Linked DNA regions of Homo sapiens: region 1 is linked to region 2. Evidence: chromatin loops called from intact Hi-C (ENCODE). Cell type or tissue: MCF 10A. All regions are shown on one strand.

What was found. Hi-C counts contacts between places; a loop is a spot of excess contacts. Peaks named below come from ENCODE experiments on the same cell type or tissue, not always from the same donor. Only the 100,000 strongest peaks of a DNase experiment are listed, where the experiment ranks them.
Region 1: it touches region 2 in a loop (13-fold over the local background); 2 of 110 quality-filtered maps call a loop at or near these places.

The regions. Positions count from the first base shown.
Region 1 is chr1:235,441,429-235,443,928 of GRCh38, reverse strand. TBCE (tubulin folding cofactor E) reads right to left here. Exons shown (of 17, transcript NM_003193.5): 14 at 2,047-2,115; 15 at 1,018-1,077. It also overlaps a transcript of B3GALNT2 not described here. Among named protein-coding and RNA genes, the nearest start is that of B3GALNT2, 62 kb to the left of the region's middle. RefSeq lists an enhancer at 499-1,698. In MCF 10A, no CTCF peak of the experiment used is centred here; a DNase peak (open chromatin) is centred at 968.
Region 2 is chr1:235,781,975-235,784,474 of GRCh38, reverse strand. LYST (lysosomal trafficking regulator) reads left to right here. Exons shown (of 53, transcript NM_000081.4): 15 at 2,388-2,500. Among named protein-coding and RNA genes, the nearest start is that of MIR1537, 70 kb to the left of the region's middle. In MCF 10A, a CTCF peak has its summit at 1,118 (motif pointing right); a DNase peak (open chromatin) is centred at 1,114.

The DNA of each region.
Region 1 (2,500 bases), 340 kb after region 2:
AATAGACTATAATTTCATTTTTCTTTTGAGTGAAAGTTTAAGGTAAGTTATGTTGATCTACTTTATTGACACAAGCATATTTATTTTCCAAATAAAAGTAATTCAGTTCCAGTACCACAATTTTTTTAAGTTCTAAGGTAGCTTTCTCAAAGAAAACCATTTCAGGGTGTCCATTAAAAGAGCATCTGCGAATTGTTTTTGCAGGGACTCCTAATCAGTCAGGAGAAGTAGAATGTAAGCAAAGTCACAAACCTCCCGTAAGAATTTGGTTCACCAGGACACAGCTCCTCTCTTATGAAGGGATGAGAAGCAGACCCCAAACCCAGTGTCACAGTCTCCCTGGAAACAGCAGCAGGCTTGGGGAATGCTTCCAAAAGGCTATGCCATTCAAGGTCTCAGGTTTTTTGGTTAAAAATACAACTTAGGCCAACTGCAGTGGCTCATGCCTGTAATTAATTCCAACACTGGGAGGCTGAGGCAGGAGGATGGCTTTGAGCTCAGGAATTCGAGACCAGCCTGGGCAACATGGCGAAAACCCATCTCTACAAAAAATACAAAAATTAGCTGGGCGTTGGTGGCTCGCACGTGTAGTCCCAGCTACGTGGAGGCTGAGGCTGGAGAATTGCTTGGGCCCAGGAAGCAGAGGCTGCCGTGAGCTGAGTTGGTGCCACTGCATTCCAACCTGGGTGACAGAGTGAGGCCCTGTCTCAAAAAAAATTGTGTGTGTGTGTGTATATATATATGTGTGTGTGTGTGTGTGTGTAATTATATGCAGGGGCTTCCAATTTTAACAGAACTGCTTTCAGCTGATAAAGTTAGGGGAGACCTGAACTTTTGGGGGCATGGGGGAGTGATATTAGCATGATTGATTGTATTTTAGAATATAAAAGACTAATGAAAACCTGTAAGTTCTGAGGTCCACACTTTGAGACATGAGTTAAAGGTTTTAATTTTAGCTGACTCATACCTAGGCCGATGATTCAGAGTTTAAGGAAAAGACAGGCTGGTTCTTCTTACCCGGCAGTTGTTTCTCCAGGACTTTCTGATCAAGTTGATGAGGGTATTTTATCTTCAGTGCTTTAAGAGAAACAAAGAAAAAGACTAATTGATATCTACTATTATATGGATTTAAATTATCCACACACATCAACAGATGGCCAAATGATAGAGGTATTCAGTGCAAATTGGCAGGTCTAATCAATGTTTAAAATTCTTTCTATTAATCCTTCCATGGATTGCTAACAACAACAGAAATAGCTGGACAATACTTTCCCTTTTCCCCACTTAGTACTTCTTTCCTTACAGCTTGGCTAGGTTTTCAAGTCATAAATTCACAAATCACAATTTGGTTCACAACTCCAATACCTCCCACATTTATAACACTATTAAATGAGTTTAAAACATAGGAGTTACAAAAATGTATAAGAATTTAAACATGTTTTAAAGAATTCATTTCTTTGACAGGGCGCGGTAGCTCATGCCGCTAATCCTAGCACTTTGGGAGGCCGAGGCGGGTGGATCTCCTGAGGTCAGGAGTTTGAGACCAGCCTGGCCAACATGGTGAAACCCCATCTCTACTAAAAATACAAAATTAACTGGGTGTGGTGGCGCATGCCTGTAATCCCAGCTACTCGGGAGGCTAAGGCACGAAAATCGCTTGAACCCGGGAGGCGGAGGTTGCGGTGAGCCAAGATCGTGCCACTGCACTCCAGTCTGGGCAACAAGAGCAAAACTCCGTCTCGATTAAAAAAAATTAGCCGGGCATGGTTGTGTATGCCTGTAGTCCCAGCTACTCCAGAGGCTGAGGCAGGAGAATCGCTTAGAACCTGGGAGGCGGAGGTTGCAATGAGCTGAGATCACACCACTGCACTCCAGCCTGGGAGACAGAGGGAGACTCTGTCTCAAAAAAAAAAAAAAAAATTTTCATTTAAAACTCAAGGCATTTACTTAGGTACTTAAGAGGTACACACTTAAGAGAAACACACTAACTGTTTCAGCACCTAAGCACTCAAATACAAATAAACTATTTGAATCTGAGATTCTTACTTAGTAGCTGGTTTTTCAGCATAAGTGGTTGCTGTGTTTTGAGTTCCCAATCTTCAGGTGCACCATATTCTGTTTAAGAAAGCAAAAGAGATGAATGATAAACCAAAGGCCACTATAAGTAAAAACAAAACAAACAAACAAACAAAGGATAGGTAAGCGTCCAGAGAGCCTGTGCCTTTCCCAGGACACATGGAGCTGCCTTTATTCAGTGTGATTTTTAGGAGTGATGGACAACGACCACTTCCAAGGGCAGAATCTTCTATCTACCCAGAGCTGCAGACTCTGTAGCTTATCTAGCTCATTGTTAATGACCAGTGAAACTCAACAAAAGACAACAAATGAAAAGCAACATGTTTACATGTGTATTACATCATTGTTCCTTAGGTGTCCTGACTCAAAACTAGCAAGAGAAGACTGCCTTCAAATACTTCAAATGTTTTCCCCGAGTGTCACC
Region 2 (2,500 bases):
TGTCAGCTGACAGGTAGAGGAACCATAAACTATTAGAAATGTTCAGAATGAGAGATTAGATTTTTATTGTGGACAGTCTGAAATTAGTAAGCATGGTCACTTGATTCACATATCACTCTGTTTTTTTACCCACCAACTTACAGCTATACTCCTTTGAGAGAATTGTTTGCCATTTGGCACAAGTTAATTTCATTGGTTAACAGAGCAAGTGACCAAGGACAAATATTTTATTCTGTTGACTTAAACTTGGTTCTCTAGTATCTTTGTCACTTTATAAGCTATAGAATAATTTCTAGGCCAGGCATGGTGCTTCATGCCTGTAATCCCAGCACTTTGATAGGCCGAGGCAGAAGGATTGCTTGAGCACGGGAATTCAAGACCAACCTGGGCAACATGGAAAATCCCTGTCTCCACTAAAAATAAAAAAATTAGCTGGGCATGGTAATGCGTAGCTGTAGTCCCAGCTATTCGGGACACTGAGGCAGGAGGATCACCTGAGCCCAGTAAGTCAAGGCTACAGTGAGCCATGATTGCACCCCTGCACTTCAGCCTGGGTGACAGAGCGAGACCCTGTCTCAATTTAAAAGAAAAAAAAAAAGAATTTCTAAAAGAATACATTTGAAGAGGCCTTTTAAAATAAGGTAACAGTACTGAAAATGAGTTAATACTTTCTATTAGTTGTTATTAACAGCTTACAAATATGGCAGAAATATATGGCACATAGTAGATACTTAATATTTGTTTAATTCATTTTGCATTCATCCTGCAATAGGTTTTCTTTCACCCTTAAAAACACTATTTTATTTTTATTTCATTGTTATATTTTTATTTTACTTTAGTTCTGGGATACATGTGCAGAACGTGCAGGTTTGTTACATAGGTATACATGTGCCATGGTGGTTTGCTGCACCCATCAACCCGTCATCTAGGTTTTAAGCCCCACGTGCATTAGGTATTTGTCCTGATACTCTTCCTCCCCTTGCCCCAACACCCGCCGACAGGCCCCGGTGTGTGATGTTCCCCTCCCTGTGTCCGTATGTTCTCATTGAAAAACTATTTTTTAAAATAAAAAATTTAAAACTATTTTAAGTCATAATGCCACTAGATGGCAATAGAGTTTCAGTCACAGCCATTTATTTGGTCAAGGAGAAGTATGTCATTGAATGTATCCCACATCTTTCCTTTATTAAAAAAAAAAACATTAAAATAGTTAAGTTTATATGTTATATGTGAAACAGAGAGCCTTAGGCAAAACTTTTAAAATAAATATACACAAAGTTGAATTTCTCATTAAGAGCTACCCGTGTTAGCTTATCCTGTCTTCATCTTACAAATTTTATTTAGACTTTGCCTTCATAGATTACTCTCATTATCTTAAAATGGAGTTTAAAACATTCCTAAATTAGGGGTAGAGCTCTGTGGTTTCACTAGTTGATGAAGTCCTCCCTGCTTTGTGTGTCTTTCTGTGAGAAAGCCTTATTTTGCCTTTTCCAGTACTGTCTTTTGTAAGCATTCCTTCACCGTTATCCATGAAGCAAAAGAGACTAATCAAAAGCTGCATAATCACTTAGCATTAAGAAAACAGAAAATGCAGAAAGTATTGGCATTTCAATGGCTAGACAGAAATTTTGAAGAAGTTATGTTTTTACTGATTAGTTTTCAAAGGCCTCATAGATGACATAACATTTTTGGAATGTCATGGATTCCAGTTTTTGGAATTGTTTGTCAAGATGGGAGACTTCTTGGCAAAATTAAGGGGAGGTGGTTGGTTTATATCTGTAAACCAGGAAGGTGCATATACAGAAGTCAAATGGCAAAGAAAACTTGCAGCAAATGTTTAGTCACATTTCCCATGGCCTGCCGTGGGATCATCAGGTATCTCTCTTTGGCTCCCCTCTTTCTGCAGCACCTTTGACCAAGAGACAAACAATTAGCCCTCCTCTCTTGCCCCAGTGCCAGCTGATAATGACCCAAGAAAATTGTTCAAGAATTCCCCATTGTAGGCCGGGTGTGGTGGCTCACACCTGTAATCCCAGCACTTTGGGAGGCCAAGGCGGGTGGATCATGAGGTCAGGAGATAGAGACCATCCTGGCTAACACAGTGAAACCCCGTCTTTACTAAAAAAAAAATACAAAAAATTAACCAGGCCTGGTGGCGGGCACCTGTAATCCCAGCTACTTGGGAGGCTGAGGCAGGAGAATGGTGTGAACCCAGGAGGCGGAGCTTGCAGTGAGCTGAGATCGTGCCAACCTGGGCAACAGAGCGAGACTCTGTCTCCAAAAAAAAAAAAAAAGAATTCCCCATTGTTAAATATTCATACTTTAAAAATACTTAGTACTAGACTTCCTAAAGTCATTGCTTTAACTTTGTTTTGTTTTTAATGTAGGAAGCCTGATGTTACTTTGGATTTTATGCTTCCAAGAAAAACAAGTTTGTCATCTGATAGCAATAAAACATTTTGCATGATTGGCCATTGTTTATCATCCCAAGAAGAGTTTT